Linked DNA regions of Homo sapiens: region 1 is linked to region 2. Evidence: chromatin loops called from intact Hi-C (ENCODE). Cell type or tissue: GM12878. All regions are shown on one strand. Each heading gives the region's core, and the rest is flanking DNA. Links, peaks and the distances in the headings are about the cores only.

Evidence for each region. Peaks named below come from ENCODE experiments on the same cell type or tissue, not always from the same donor. Only the 100,000 strongest peaks of a DNase experiment are listed, where the experiment ranks them.
Region 1: it touches region 2 in a loop (3-fold over the local background); 2 of 110 quality-filtered maps call a loop at or near these places.

Annotation. Positions count from the first base shown.
Region 1 is chr4:6,175,917-6,184,247 of GRCh38, forward strand. All of the region lies in intron 1 of JAKMIP1 (janus kinase and microtubule interacting protein 1), which reads right to left. Among named protein-coding and RNA genes, the nearest start is that of JAKMIP1, 20 kb to the right of the region's middle. RefSeq lists an enhancer at 4,863-5,152. In GM12878, for the core only: no CTCF peak of the experiment used is centred there; DNase peaks (open chromatin) are centred at 3,637, 5,125 and 7,985; H3K4me3 peaks cover 559 bases; H3K27ac peaks cover 6,041 bases.
Region 2 is chr4:6,247,018-6,255,348 of GRCh38, forward strand. No RefSeq gene overlaps it. Among named protein-coding and RNA genes, the nearest start is that of WFS1, 19 kb to the right of the region's middle. In GM12878, for the core only: CTCF peaks have their summits at 3,881 (motif pointing right) and 5,821 (motif pointing right); a DNase peak (open chromatin) is centred at 3,844; H3K27me3 peaks cover 154 bases.

The DNA of each region.
Region 1 (8,331 bases), core at 198-8,197, 71 kb before region 2:
AGCAGAGATAACGGTGCTACCACTGTCCACAGGGCTGTAAATTGAGAATCTTTACAGCAGATGAGGTCCCTTGCTCATTATAAACACAATGGTAGTCAGCATCATTATTGTTTACTGAAAAACCTACTAAGTGCCAGATACTTCCCAGGCATTAAAGATACAGAGATGAACATGGTGTAATGCTCCCCTGGAGTAGTCAGAGATCTAGTGAGAAGAAGGGACTACAAATCTCTAACAGGCTTGAGTTTGACTTTGAGCACAGTGGGGAGCCACGGAGAGGGTTACACCTGGGTGGAAAAGGACAGATCACCCCCTCATACGTTTCAGACCAGCTGCTCCAGAGTCAACATGGAGGACTGCCTGGCAGCAGGTTCCACGGGGCCCCTGAAGGCAGAGACAGTGTTTAGGCTGTGTCCTGGTCTGGTGGGGTATGAAGATCCCTGAGGTGAACCATGAATACAAACATTTTAGGAGGCAAAACCAGATAGGACCTCCAGCCTAGCTGAACGGGACCAAGGAAGGATTTCCGATGTTCAGCTGTATTGTACATTTTAATCTATTTACCAAGCTCCTCAGTACTCCTACCACAGGACGGTTGTTCTGTAGAAACAAGACGCAGCACTGTACCACATCACCCGGACACACTCAGAATGGGGCAATGGGGTCAGGGAATTAAGGGCTGGGAGATAACTCCATGTTTACAAATGGGGAAACTGAGGCTTGCAGTGGTAGAATGACTCACCCAAGGTTCCACTGAACATGCAAAAGGACCCAGGATTTGCCAGCCTGTGTGGCCAGCAAGAAATTGGAGCCTATATCAAAGTGGTGGGAAAAGCTGGGCGCCATGGCTCACACCTGTAATCCTAGCACTTTTTGGGGGCCGAGGCAGGCGGATCACTTGAGCCCAGAAGTTAGAAACCAGCCTGGGCAACATGGCGAAACCCTGCCTCTACAAAAAATACAAAAATTAGCCAGGCATGGTGGCATGTGCCTGTAGTCTCAGCTACTGGGGAGGCTGAGGTGGGAGGATCGCTTGCATCGGGGAGGTTGAGGCTGCAGTGAGCCATGATTTGTGCCACTGCACTCCAGCCTGGGTGACAGAGTAAGACCCTGTCTCAAAAAAATTTTTTTTAAATGATCGGAAAGGTACAAACCTTGTTGTCATGAGCAGTGACCATGTGACCATGCCTAGACACCCACTGGCATCCTGAAACCAAAAGGGAGCTTCGGGTAGGAGGGTGTTGGTAGACAAACGTCAATCTTCCCAAAGGGAAAAAACACTTAGCAAATATTGATGTAGAGAAGAAGTGAGCTCCAAAGTTGGAGAGGACTTTAAGAAAGGCCATCTGATCCGACCTCCCCATTGCACAGATGGGATGTGGAGTCCAGGGAGGGTGGGGCTAATCCAAATGTACATAGAAAGACAGGATTTGAACCCAGCCCCTTTACTCCCAGTCCTGAGCTCTAATTACTCTGGGCCTCAAACTTAGCCTAGTAAAGGTTTATAAGCCACATCATCACCTACTCCAACAAGCCCTCCATGTTTGCCACGGCTTCTGCCTCTGAAAATTTGGGCCTCCTGGGAAGGGTGTAAGAGAAAGAGCCTGGGCTTCCCTGTCAGTTGGACCTAGAGTCAAATCCTAGATCCAACCCTTCTGCTGTGTGACCTGCATCATCACACCTCACTTCTCTGTCCTGAGGCTGTTGTGTGGATTAAACAAATTAAGGCACCCACTGCAGGGTCTGAAGCAGAGCAGCCCCTCCCACAGACGGAGGCAGATCATAGCCATACTAATAATGGCTGCATCCCCCAAACATCAGTGCAACCTCCTCCACTCCACCCCCAATGCCACTACCCACATCAGAGCCACCATCTTCACAGTGACCTGGGTGGCCCCTGCCTCTGCATTGTCTCTGAGCCTCTGCACACGCTGCAGGCTGTCCCTCTGCCCACAACTCCTCTTCCCCAGCCCCAGCCAAGATGCCTCAACTCAAAGTTAATTTTGCACAGAAGAGGTGAGATTAACCCTAACCACTCAATCTCACGCTTCCACCTCCAAGTGCATCCGGCTTCACTTCCGGCTGCAGGCTTTTAAAGTCAAACATGACTCCTCCCTTTCCACTTCCTGTCCAGCCCCTAACCCCGCCTCGTTGGCCACGCCCACTTCATGCTTCCTGTCCCCGACCCTCCTCCCTGGAGGGGAGGGATAGGAAAGAAGGAAACAGAAGCCCAAGGCTTTGATATATTTAGCTTTGTCCCCCATGGGTATAAAAAAATGACCCTTTAATGTTTTGTATCTCATTTTTGAATTGAGAGACGTGGCTACCTTTCAGGTAAGCAGCTTTTCCTTTGTTACCCTACGATATGGTTTGGCTGTGTCCCCACCCAAATCTCCTCTTGAATTGTAGTTCCCATAATCCCCATGTGTGGTGGGAGGGACCTCTCGGGAGGTAATTGAATCATGGGGGCAGTTTACCCCATACTATTCTCATGATAGTGAGTAAGCTCTATTTGATCAGAACTTTAAGTGGGTTCTGAATATGTTACGAGTAGCAATTTTATCAGAAATTATTTGTGTCTGTGGGTGTGTTTGGTGGGGAATTGAAGTAGGTGGTTTTCTGATGATATTGGAAGCATTTCATGAACCGGGATATTTCGAAACTGCATCTCCTTGATACCGCCAGGTGAAGAAGGACGTGTTTGCTTCCCCTAATGCCATGATTGTAAGTTTTTTAAGGCTTCCCCAGCCATGCAAAACTGTGAGTCAATTAAACCTCTTTTCTTTATAAATTCCCGTCACAGGTATGTCTTTATTAGCAATGTGAGGACAGACTAATATACCCTACCAAATTCTCTAGGTCATGTCTCCAGAGAGGCTTCCACTGACCTCATCCCCACACAAACCTCCCCCATCTCCCAACCTCAGAGCACCTCGTACTTGATTAAGGTCCCTCCCTCTTCACATGGGATTGTTCACCAGCTGTCTCCCTGCCCCGGCACAGTGCCTGGCTCGGAGAGCACACTCGGTCATTCATTTATGAATTGTTTCTCTGGAATGTCTTCAGAATGGATTGCCACATCCAAAAAGATCAGGTTACAAAGCTGGTATAGCATATTCCCAGGAAAAAATAAAACTGGGCTATATGTCCAGAGAGTGGTTGGGGAAAGACTAGAATGTGCTTTTCAAACCTTTGTTGCTCTTTTTCATGAAATGGTCTTAGAAGGACCCACAGGCACACCTAGGTCTCCCATGCCACCTTTGCTGAAACCACCTGGGCAGCCCTATGTGGCTGGAGAGAGGGTGAGATTCTCATCTCAAAGCCCCAGATTCACTAACTCTAACCCCTAAATGACTGCTTAACCTCGTGGGGTCTTGGTTTCCTCCTACCATCTTGCATGGTGGTTGAGAGGCTTAAAGAGGAACCTAAAGCACCTGCTCAGGTGAGTACTCAGTAAATGCAACAGCCAAGAGGCAGACTGGATGGAACAGGACAGGAAGGCTGAGCCCCACACAGGGAGACCCTGCCCCATCCACCACCACCTCCTTCCTCTACCTTCCTGACACCCCCTACAGGCACCGTCAAGGGACAACCCTACAAAGCCACAAACCCACAGGAAACCAAGCCCATTGCCCTGACACAAACCTACCTCCTCTGCAAAAGGTGACCCTGCTCATTGCACCAGGCAGAGAACAAGGGAAGGGAAGTGGCCCAGCAGTGGCCCTGAGTCAGGCTGCATGGGTCTCTTGGGGTATCACTCCTGCCCCCAGACCAAAAGCAACAGCTAAACCAAGAGCTGCCACTCAAAAGAAGAGACTATTCTATGCCAGGTAGTATGCTGGGTACACCTCATCTCAATCCATCCTCAAAGCCTCCTTGTAAAACAGGTAGCAATATTATCCCCATATGACAGATAAGGAAACTGAGGCTCAAAGAGGTGAAGTCACTTTCTTAAAATCCATAGCTTGTAAATGACAGAGTCAGGACTTGAACCCAGGTCTCTCTGAATCTAAGACCAGTTCCCAGCTGCCCAAAGAACTGTGTCTGTTTTGTTTTCTATCCCTAGGACCAGCAGCATGCCTGACATCCTCTTAGAAGCCATGCAAGAACATTTGCAGGGATAAACAGCAGGCTCCTTCCTGCACAACAAGCCATGACCCTCTTAGAACAAAGCATATTGACAGAAAATTAAGTGCCACTGAATTAGCCCCAACACTTTCATAAACAGCAGTTTTGAAATACCCCAGTTCATGAAATGCTTCCAATATCAGAAAACCACCAACTTCAATTCCCCACCAAACATACCCACAAACAGAAATAATTTCTGATAAAATTGCTACTCGTAACATTCAGAACCCACAAAAAATTCTCATCAAATAGAAATGAGAGTTGTTTATCAACATTCAAGAGAACATAATGAAGCTTCCTTTAGAACATTCTGTGCACGTGAAGTCTTCTTTCTTATTGAGATTTTCACTATAAAATCTTATCAGCTGCTGAACAGGAGAGAAACTTGGAGGTGAGGATAGGCAATGGGGACCGATACCTGTGCTACAAGAAGAATTAAGCACCATAACAACACAGACACCCCTCTCCCATCAGATAATTTACTACAATTCAACAAACATGCACCAAGTAATAAGTCACCATTTATATAGCTCTCACTGTGTAGCAGGAACTGTTTCAAACTGTCCAAATTACCTAGTATTCTGCAGCCCTGTGACAAGGGTATTCTTAGTACCCCCATTTTAATGGACCAGCAGGAAGGGGTGAAGTACTTTGACCAACATGACCCAATTAGCAAGTGGGGGTGGAGGTTGTAGCAAGTGGATGTTGCAGCTAATTCAGTGACATTTAATTTTCTGTCAACGTGCTTTGTTCTCAGAGGGCCATGGCACATTGAGCAGGGAGGAGTCTAGCTGCTCAAGTCCCAAGCTTAGTATAAAAACTTTTTCTTTTTCAACTGCTACTTGCTGGCTCTTGGCCAACTCATTGCATCATTTTGGAATCTCCCCTTTATTAACGTGCAAAGACCCCTTAAGAAGTCCCAGAAAAGGCCCCAGCCATCAGGTCGTTTCTGTCTCACCTCTGCTGAAATGAGTCAAGAGACTAGCAAGTAACCACACCACCAAGAACAAGAAGGGGTAGTCAGTGACTTCCAAGCAAAGGGCAACTTCTTTTTGTGGTTTCTACATCCTTTCTATACTCACCACCCCGTGTGGGCTTGATATGACTAGATGCTGAACAGGGCGCTCCTTGACAGACACCTACCAAACACCTCCTGTGTGCACAAGGCTTTGTGAGATGTGCTGGTGGACGCAGTTCACATTTCTTAGGCTTCCTCTCAAGAAAGCAGTTCCAGAAAGGGTGGAGGGGAGGGTCATGCTGAGAGAGGAAGAGACCAGGGGCTCGAAGAGTAACACTAATTACAGGCCTGGAGTACATAAACCAAGATGAGCTTACTGCCAGGTTACTACCAGGTCACTATCAGGTTACCACCAGCTCAGTACAGAAGGAAGTCCTTCTCAGGTGCAGACATTTGCAGAGTCCCTCAATGTCTCAGTGGCTCCCCCATCCCTTGAGGAGCTCCTAGCCAAGCAAAGGAGACACTGTAACAAGCCCAGGTGATAACTGGGAGACCAGGGCCTATGGGTGCCAGCGTGGTGAGGGAAGGGACATCCAAAGTGGGCTGTGGAAGGGGTGAAATCAGGATATGCAGATGGAGGAGCAGGGGTCAAAGAAAAGTCAATTGGCATCAGAGAGGGAGAGCAGCAGCAACGCAAGCTCCATTCATTCATTCATTCATTCAACAGCATCCTAGTGCCTGTTCCATGCCAGACCCTGTGCTGAGCCTCAAACATGAATCTCACACAGCCCCTTCCCTCACAGAGCTCTAGCCAGCGGGGAAGAAGACTGTGAATGGCATCAGTCACACACTGTGACCATGGCTGTGACAGACAGATGTACAGGGAGGGACCCGCCCTGGCCTTGGGAGGATGGGTGATGCCCAAGGAGATGAGCCTGTGCAGACAGGAGGAGGAGGGGTCTGGGCAAGTTCAGGGAAAGCAGACGATTCAATAAGGTAAGGGACAGTGTTATGGAGTGAATGTTTATGTCCCCCCAAATTGATACATTGAAACCCTATGGTGGGTAATTAGGTCATCAGGGTGAAGCCCTCATGATGAGATTAGTGACCTTATAAGAAGGGACAGGAAACCAGGCTCGGTGGCTCACACCTGTAATCCCAGCTCTTTGGGAGGCCGGGGAAGGTGGATTGCTTGAGCTCAGTTCAAGACCAGCTTGGGCAACATAATGAGACCTCATCTCTACAAAATTAAAAAAATTAGTCAGGTGTGGTGGTGCATATTTGTAGTCCCAGCTACTTGGGAGGCTGAGGTGGGAGGATCACTTGAGCCCGGGAGCTCAAAGCTGCAATGAACAGTGATTACACCACTGCACTCCAGCCTGGGTAACAGAGCGAGACCCTGTCTCAGAAAAAAAAAAAAAAAAGAAAGAAAGAAAGAAAGAAAAGAAAAGAAAAAAAGGAGGGGGACACAAGAGAGCTTATTTCCTTTCTCTCTCCACCATGCGAGGGCACAGTAAGAAGGCAGCCTCCTGCGAACCAGGAAGAGGGGCCTCACCATGAACCAAGTTGTCTGGCACCATGATCTCAGACTTCCAGCCTCCAGAACGGTGAGAAATAAGCTTCTGTTGTTTCAGCCCCTCTGTCTATGGTATTTCTGCTATGGCAGCCAAATGGTCTGAGACAGTAGGTAACAGCAGGAGCATCAGGAGATAAGGCCACATGTGTGATGACAAGGAGTCTGTGCTTTATCCTGGGCCAGCGGGGAGCCCCTGGAGCAGTGGAGTGACAGTGTGAGTTTCGGAAACATATCACCGTTTCTAGATACAACTGCTCCTTTCCCCAAACACTTCCTATAACTCCACAGCCATCCCGAGGAAGAAGGGAGCAGATATGACCTGGAGATGCCTAGGAAGGCACAGGTCCCTCAAGGTCTGCTCACAGAGACTTGGAGGTCAGGCCAGTGCCAGCTCCCAAGGCAGCCCTTCCTCCCGCTCAGCTCAGCTCAGCTCAGCCAGTGATGGTCCTGGAGGCTCCAGGTTCCCAGGTCCCATCTTAGTAATACAAGGACTCTTGAAGGTTGAGACAGAACAAAGAGCTAAACATGATACAGGCAGATAACAATACCACAGATATCTAGACACACAGATACAGGTGCCCTGCGAAGGGGTGCTGGCTGATGTCTAAAATGGAACAGGGCCAGGTGCAGTGGCTCACGCCTGTAATTCCAGCACTTTGGGAGGCTGAGGCAGGCGCATCACCTGAGGTCAGGAGTTTGAGACCAGTCTGGCCAACATGGTGAAACTCCGTCTGTACTAAAAATACAAAAATTAGCCGGGCTTGGTGGCGGGTGCCTGTAATACCAACTACTTGGGAGGCCGAGGCAGGAGAGTCGCTTGAACCTGGGAGGCAGAGGTTACAGTGAGCCAAGATCATGCCATTGCACTCCAGCCTGGGTGACAGAGCAAGACTCTGTCTCAATAAATAAATAAATAAATAAATAAATAAATTTAAAAAAGAAAGTAAAATGGAACAGAAACTTCAGTACTCAGGGTGCTGGGACTTGGTTTTCAAACCACCTTCCATGGAGTCCTGGTGCTCCTTGAAGATGTTTGGGAGGGCCAGGAGTCAAAGGTCTGGAGCAACAGATGCTTGACTTCTTTTTTCTAGGTGTAATAATTTTAAACTGTGAAAACATCACACCAACTCAAATGGGCTGCAAACCCAATATTAACCCTGGTAGACCCCACTGCAGGGACCTGGGCTGCCAGGTGAACACTCAGCTTTGTGCAGGGCTTGGGGGACAGCCTCTCCTGTCATCTCCAGTGAAATGCACTCTGAGAATGCAAGACAAGTCACTCCCAAAAACGGAATCACAAATGCGGTATGCAAATCGTCACAACAGAATATTTTCACAACCACAACAAAGTCCATTAATACTCAAGATGCCACAGCTGTTCAGATTGCAACTGTCACCCTATACTTTTCGTTTTGAAAGTTGAATTCATCAGAGCAACCTCACTGTCCTCACTGACTGACCTTATAACTGGTAAATGTTGTCAGTTTAAAGTCATAAGATAAATGTGAGAATAAACCATCACTTCTCTGTTTTGTATATTGGAGCAGGGTGGTTTAGCTATGTAAAAATTTTATTTTTGAAAAGACTTCATTTTGCAGATGGGAAAACAAACCCAAAGAGAGGTGAGTGTATCACACTGTCCTGTGAGTATCATCCCTTCTCAATAGGC
Region 2 (8,331 bases), core at 228-8,227:
CCTTCCTGCTCTAAAACTTTTTAATAAACTGTCACATTAGCTCTAAAACTTGCCTCGGTCTCAAACTCTGTCTTATGCCCCTAGGTTGAATTATTTCTTCTGAGGATGCAAAGAATTGAGGTTGCTGCAGACCCATATGGATTTGCCACTGCTAACGTAAGTATATCCCTTGCAATATTTGGGATATACTTATATAAAAGTTATCCGTTGTTTATGTGAAATTCAAATCTAACTGGATGTATTAGTCTGGGTTCTGTAGAGGGACAGAAGTAATAGGATAGATCTATATATAAGGAGAATTTATTAAGTATTAACTCACATGATCAGAAGGTCCCACAATAGGCCAAATGCAAGCTGAGGAGCAAGGAGAGCCAGTCCGAGTCCCAAAACTGAAGAACTTGGAGTCTGATGTTTGAGGGCAGGAAGCATCCAGCGTGGGAGAAAGATGGAGGCTGGGAGGCTAAGCCAGTCTCTCCTTTCACATGTTTCTGCCTGCTTTATCTTCTAGCCTCACTGGCAGCTGATCAGATGGTGCCTACCCAGATGAAGGGTGGGTCTGCCTTTCCCAGTTCACTGACTCAAATGTTAATCTCCTTTGGCAACACCCCCACAGACACATCCAGGATCAATACTTTGTATCCTTCAATCAAGTTGACACTTAGTATTAACCATCACACTGGGCATCCTGTATTTTATCTGGCAACCCTAACACTGACTATGTAGCTCATTTAGCTCAGCCCCTTCCTGTCACCATAGGAAATACAGGTGCCCAGAGGGGGAAAGGGGTCCTCCCAGACACACAGCAAATTGGTAGTAGCTATCCCCAGGCACCTGGAACTGAGACAGGGCTTTTCCACAGAATAACACTAAAGTGGCAGTTTCCAAGTGAGGAGGGAGCAGTGCCATGGTCCAGGAGGTGCAGTGCGTGTCTTGGGCAGCAAGAGGAAGGATTTACCTGCAGATGGTGGGCAGGGTTAATTCTGGCCTTGGTGCTACCTCCAGAAGCCTGCAGGACCTGAAGCCCACCCCTTCGCCTTTTTTCCCCACTGCCACAAGCGAGTTAGAATAGCTGGGGGATCTAATACTTCCAGTCTCGATGTCAGCAGACACGCCCAGTCCCCACACTCAATCTTATCTCCACCTTAGCTCAGGTGGGGCACTGAGCAGGGCACTCCCTCTCTCAGCCTCAGGTTTCAGATGTATAAAATGGGATATCAATACCTGACGGGGTTACTGCAAGGATGAAAGCAGATGCATTTTTTTAAAGTGCCCTGTGTGATGCTTGTATCCTGCAGGGGCTCTAGACCTAGTTATTCATGTTGTTATTGACAGTCACTCTCCCAGGATCAATGCTGGGAGATGCAGTGATAACAAAACCCAGATGGACTGCCTGGCATGTGCCATGCCTGGGCTGACTGTCTCGTGTAATCCCTGTGGTTGAGCCTTATTGCTAAAGTGATTCCATTCACAGTGCACCTTGGGGTTCAGGTCGGGCCTTGGGTTTCATGTCTGGCCAGCAAGCAAGCCCCCCAGCTGAGGCGCCCACACATCTCCACCCAATGAGCCCGCACTTACAGGACCTAGGGCCACCATTCTGGGTCATTGGGGATGAAACAGCCAAACCTGGGCCTTCAGCATTGCGGGTGAGGTCGAGGAGCAGAGAGGAGTGACAGACACAGACATTGGTGCACATGCGCCCCCTCCTAGTGGGTCGGGTCGTCGATGCCAGCCTGGCCTGCACCTGGAGCTTGGGTCCCAAGCCTCAGCAGGACATTCTTCTCTGGCCAAATTTAAAGTGCCCCAGGAAACCAAATCACTAGGGGTAACAGAGCAAGCAGAGCTGTGGCATCACAGTCTCAGTCACCCTGCTGGGACAGGAGGCATGGTAAGAAATGAATTTTACATATGGCCCAGCACACAGATATAACTAAGACCAAGCCCTTGCCCAACAATATTTACTCCACTTCAGAGGTGCGCTCTGACCCTTTGTTTTCTTTTCTATTTCATATGTTTTAGCTACTGCACACAGCCCACTGAATTGCTTTCAGGACTTCCTAATAAAGCATGGGATGCAGCTTTAAAATCTTAGACAATCCTCATCACAGACCCTTTAAATTTGACGACCCACTTTTATGGCCAGACAAGTTGAAGTCGTGAGCCGTGAACTATTTCCTCTCTTCACGCCGGGAAGTGCCTAGACCACAGTGGGGGGCCGGCCAGCCCTTCCATCCCAAGAGCCAGCCCCTGTGGCTCCTGCGGCCCCTGCATAAATATGGAACTCTCAGGCCAGGATGGGAACTGCCAGGGCTCAAGCAGTAAACTTTATAAGTTATTACAAAACAGAAGTGTACACAGGGACACTGTAATAAAGCGTATTGGGAGTTACGGGAACTCTCCAACAAGTTTAGAATCTCTGGTTTCAAAAACTATTGCAACATTATAATAAACAAATATCCAAAAGCTTAGAAATAGAAATTAAAGATAAAGATGGTCACGTTTGACCAAAAGAACAATATTTTCGTACTGAGCTTTGATGATACAATTATTAATGAGGAAGATGATTTTAAAATTAAATTCCCCTTGTAATTCAAGATACAGTGATACAAGGCATAAACGGGCAATTACGCTATAGTGCATTCAATCCTTAAAGCCACCGCTGGTTTTCTGTATAACCCCCACAGGTTGCAGGAAGGTCAGCCATGAAACATTAAAATACCACTGTCTGTCTACATTTAAAATTAAATTCAGATTCACATAAAAATGATTTGTATAAAGAGTTAAATATTTTTAGAAAAATTGTTCTGCAAGAATCATCAGCTCTAGATATACCAACATTTGTATTTCAAAATTATAAAAAATGTATCTCAAAGTTATTATAGCCTATAAGATACTCTTAATAGCTCCAATAAAAAATGCATCAGCAGAAAGGTCCTTCTTAAAATGGAAAGTGTCCTAAAATGATTTGTGAGCTTGTATTTGCCAACAGCAACTGATGTCACATTCAATTATATCGATTGAAAACAAAGTTGCTAAAAGTGTAAGCTTTGATAACCTAATAAATGAATTTGCAGAAAAGTGAGCCAGGGAAAGCTTCTAATCCAGTTATCACATAAAGTATTATTTGTTTTATTGTATAAATAATCACACCCAAAATATTATTTTGACAAATTTGTAAGTTTATGTTGTTACTCATGCATCACTATTATCCCTATTACATTGCATAAGTAATAAATTTTTCAAGGGAAAAGCTTTCTATTTCACCCCTGTAACTGCACTTTCCTCCTGCTTTTTGAATAAGGGGCCTGAATTTTTATTTTGCACTGGGCTTTTCAAATTATGCAGCAAGGGATGATCCAGCAGGTGGAGAGCTCTGAGCTCCGAGTGGACTGTGCCGTGCTGTCTGTGATATCTGCTAACATAGAATGTCTTCCGATATGTTACTGTGCATGTGGGGAGTACTGGCTTTGAATCAAAAGATCCTTGGTGAAAACCCCTGCCTCACCACTATGCGTCCTTGGGGAAGTCACCTCTGCACCTTTTCTTTGACGTCAGGTAGTGAGATGGCACAGGGAAGCGCCTCCTGTGGGCACCTGCATAGAGGGGAATGTAGGTGGCTCTTAAGTGCTGAATCTCTTCCCGACGCAAAAGTGTGCTCTAAGCACCAGCCGCATCGACATCACCTGGGAACTGGTTACAAATGCCGAATCTAGAGCTCGCCCCAGACCTATTGAGAAAGAATCAGCATTTTAATAATATTCCAAGATGATCTGTAGGCCTGGGAGTGTCTAAGAAGCGTGGCCCTAGACAAACGGCTTGGGGATTACCTGAGTACTTTGCCGTTTAAATTTAGTCCTAACTATTGCTATTCAAAGAGTGACCACTAGAGGGCACAAGAGTCAAGTGATTAGTTGTTTGATTTGCCAACCAGGAGCTTGGAAAGAGAAAAATAAAATGTCACAAACAGGGCTGGGAGTTACCTCCAAGAGTCAAATCTTCCTCTACACCCCCGATCCCCACCCCAAAGACAAGAGCTTTCTGCTGACCTCCTCAAAAGCATGGGTTTTTTTTGGGAGGGCCAAGGTGAGGGTTGGGTTTTTTGTTTGTTTGGGGGGTTTTGTTTTTGTTTTTTTGAGGCAGAGTCTTGCTCTGTCACTCAGGATGGGGTGCAGTGGCATGATCATAGCTCACTGCAGCCTCAACCTCCCAGGCTGAAGCAATCCTCCCCATCAGCTTCCCAAGTAACTGAAACCACAGGTGTGCACCACAATGCCCAGCTAATTTTTTTATTTTCATTTTTGTAGAGACATGGTCTCACTATATTGCTCAGGCTGGTCTCGAACTCCTGAGCTCAAGTGATCCTCCCACATCAGCCTCCCAAAGTGCTTGGGTAACAGGTGCGAGCTTCCGTGTCCGGCCTCAAAGGCATGTTTAATCGGAAATGTGCATTGGCCATGGGCCTCCAGATCTGAGGTCGGAGGACTGATTTCCACAGCGGAGGCCCTACAGTTGAGCCAGCCTGCAGGGATGTGGGAACCCAGGACTGGGGGGTTTGGGGCTTGCACGGCACTCACTGCCACCAGGTGACCTTGGGCAAGTCACTTCTCTCCTGGCCCGCGTGCCTCTATCCTTAAAGTGCAGGCAGTTGGCGCGCGAGATTCCCGGGGTCCCTCTCGGTTTTAAAGCCTAGGCTTGCATAGTATGGGTCTTTTCCTGTTGCAGCTTTCTGGTTTGTGCCCCAGAATTTGCCAGGGAAATAGAACCAAGCCCCAAGCTTCTGTCTCCAGAGATAAGATGGCCTTCTCTTCCTGTCATTTAAGGCCCTGGGAGGCCCTAGAATTTGGAGTGTCTGGCAGGCCTGGACTGTTAAGGTGCCCAGCATTCCAGAGGCGATGGCACATTTGTCTGTGTCAAGGAGGCTCTGGGCATGGGTAGGGAGGTGCGAGGTAAGAGAGGGCAGAGCTGAGGGCACAAATCCAGCCATTTCACAGATGGGGAAACCAAGGTTCAGAGGAGGACATGGCTATAGCCCAGGTCCCTGTAGCCCGGAGTCAGTGGTGGAGCCAGGACTTGAACTCAAGTATTGGAGTGCAAAAGGCAGCAGCCCAAATGCTGACGGCATCCTAGCGAGGGCTCTGAGCCCTGGAGTCGAGTGGGTGCTTGTTGCCTGGGTCTCTGGGGGAGCTCGCACTCCCTGGCATTCTCATGGGCACCTCCTGCCCCAGGCAGAGCTCCAAGCCTTGGCCAGCAGAGCAGGACAGGCCTGCAGGGGCTGCCCACGGACCTAGTGTTCTCGGGGTTTCTGCCAAGGTAACAAGAGCAGGGAGGGCTCCCTCCCCACGCTGGATCCTGTCCAGTCCTCTGCTTGGCTCCAGGGGCACTAACTGGGACCCTCAAGCCTGCTGGGCCACAGTGGTAGGCCATACCATCCCAGAGCATGGCTCTGACCAGGCCACTCCCCTGCTTAAAGCCTCTAGGGGCCGGGCACAGTGGCTCAAGCCTGTAATCTCAGCACTTTGGGAGGCCGAGGCGTGCGGATCACAAGGCCAGGAGTTCGAGACCAGCCTGGCCAATATGGTGAAACCCCATCTCTACTAAAAATACAAAAATTAGCCAGGCGTGGTGGTGCCCACCTGTAATCCCAGCTACTCGGGAGGCAGGAAAATCGCTTGAACCCAGGAGGCAGAGGTTGCAGTGAGCTGAGATCCCACCACTGCCCTCCAGCCTGGGCGACAAGAGCAAGACTTCATCTTGGGGGAAAGAAAAAGCCTTTAGAGGCTCCCTATTGCCTGGGTGATACAGCAGGTGGCATCCTCACTCCTCAGCCTGGTGTTCAATGCCTTTGGCTTGGGACCCACCCTCCTTGGCCATGCACACCAAGCTGTCCTGCCCAAGGGCATCTCTTGCTGGGCCCACCTAAGCCCACGCATGCCCGCCCACCTCCCTCTTTCCATCTCTATTTATAGAGCCCCTGCCGGGTGCCAGGCAGTGCTCTAGGCACTCGGGGGCAATGGTGAGCAAACGGAGCCCTCCCTCTTTGGACTCATGTTCTAATGGGAGGCAGGCGAAGAAATCAACAGCTAAGCTTATGGCACCCAGCAGGGAGGAAGGAAGGGGGACGGGATGGGAGGGCTGCAGTGTCCCCTAGGGTGGCCAGGGAGGGTGTCTGAGAAGGTGGCACATGTGTTGGGATCATGAACTCTGGGCGTGGCTGTGTAGCATCCAGGCAGAGGGAACAGCAAGTGTAAGGACCTGAGGCAGGAGTAGGCTCAGCATGTTCCAGGACCAGCAAGGCCAGCTTGAGGCCAGTGAGCAAAAAAACAGTGGAGGTGGGAGATGGGGCCCACGGGTGACACCGCCAGGCCACGCAAGGCCTTGGGGGCATTGGAAGGACTTTGGCTTTTACATTGAGAAGACAGAGCTCCTGGAGGGCTTTGTCCAAGGACTGATGAGCCCAGACATCACTGGCTGCTCCGGTGAGCCTGGAGGGCAGACAGGGGAGGAAGTGGGGAGACCATGGGAGGTGACCCGTTTCCGTAAACCTGAACCCCTGCAGATGCCATTCCATCTACCTGAGCCCCTCCCTGCAAGCTGTGTTCGGAGAACGCCTATATGTTCACGAAAGCTAAGCTCAAATGCCACGTGCCTGCTCCTTCCTGCACCCCAGGTAGAAACACCCTCGTTTGCCTCTCAATTCCCACTTTCTTTGAGCACTGTTTTTGAAAGCACCTGCTTTGTAGACCCCTACAGAAATTCTCACTTGTGAGCATCTCCTGCTCTGGTACCAGATGCTGAGCCCTTGCAAGAGAGCAGGGAGCTGGGCTGGTTTTGCCATCATGGAGCAGTGCACCTGGCCTTCTGCACAGGCCCCCAAGCCACCCAGCAGGGCCTTCTGGGTAGCCTCACCCAGACCAACGGAATCAAAATCTGTGTTGGGGTGGGGGGCTTGAGCTTCTGCTTTTAAAATTCTTCCAGGGGTTTGGGTTAATTTGTCTCCCTGGGGCTTTGTGTTAATTTGTCTCGCTGGGAGTAGGGCCCAGCGAGATCGTCCTAAATTCAAATCCTGCAGCAGCCATAGTAGCTGTGGGATGTGGTCACTTAATCTCGCTGAGCCTCGGTCCCTCTTCTATAGCCCCAGGTGCCCAGCAGGCCGACAGAGGCTGTGGCCGCCTCTCCCACCTCTTTGAATTGGGCTGAGAGACAGACGCGCACCTTCCGGAGAGGACCGTCAGGCTGAAGAAGACACAGCTAGTGTCTAACGGGAGGGTAGGTTCTAAGGAAGTGAAGATTTATGAGAGAAATGAGTGAGTGTGATCATGTGTCTCATACCACAGCGTGTGAGTCCGTGCAAACGCCATGTCTGTCCCCTCTCAGGAGAACCCTCTCTCAGAGCTATGAAAATCCTTACCTTGCCTCATTCAGACTCTCAAAGTCTGAACTCTGTCACTTTAGAGCACAGGACTCAAATGTGACTGTGCTCAGGAATCAGATGGGGGTTGGGTTAACATGCACATTCCCATGGGCAGGTCCAGGGCAGGGCCCAAGATTGCATTTCTAGCTCATCCTTGGTGATGCTGGCACCACTGGTCCACAGATGGCACTTTGAGCAGCAAGATTGCAGCCCCTAAGCCCTACTGACATAGAATCTGCAATGTAACACTATCTCCAAGAGATGCGTTTGCACACTAATGTTTGAGAATTACCAGTGCAGAGACTTGGAAGAATGCTTATTTTGGGGTTCAGCATGCCCTAGAGAGAGGCCAAGAATACGTTTGTCATTCTGGTCTCCTTTCAATAACTGTGAGTGCCTCTTGGTTTATTGTTAGACATTGAGTTATTCAGATAATTCCTAGTCAGCTCCACAAAAGCCCTATGTGAGTGTGTGCAGTCATGTCTGGCCCCCAGTGGAGGAGTGGCAGAGGGTGTGTGGTGGCCCGGGAAAGGTGTGGGTTCTGCAGAGAGGGAAATTAACTTTGGTTAAGGCTGCTTACTGGGTGCCAGCTTTTGTGCTGATCACTGCGCCTGGATTAGTTACCGTATGTACTCCTCACAGCAGCCTTTGGAGGCAGATATTACTACTGTGTTACAGATGGGGAAACCAAGGTTGGGAGGAGGAAAGGCACTTGCCCAAGGCAAGCTGGCTAGCAGAGGGTGAGACCGGGATTGAAGTCAGGCTTGTCTGTGTGTCAGATGGGGCAAAGCTAGCTGCGGCAACAAATCAACCCCAGATTGCAGGAGCTTGGCAAACAGAAGTTCATTTTTGTTCCCTAACAGTGCAAGCTGGTACTCCTGGTTGATGGGCCACCTTCCTCCACATGGTGACTCAGGGATCCA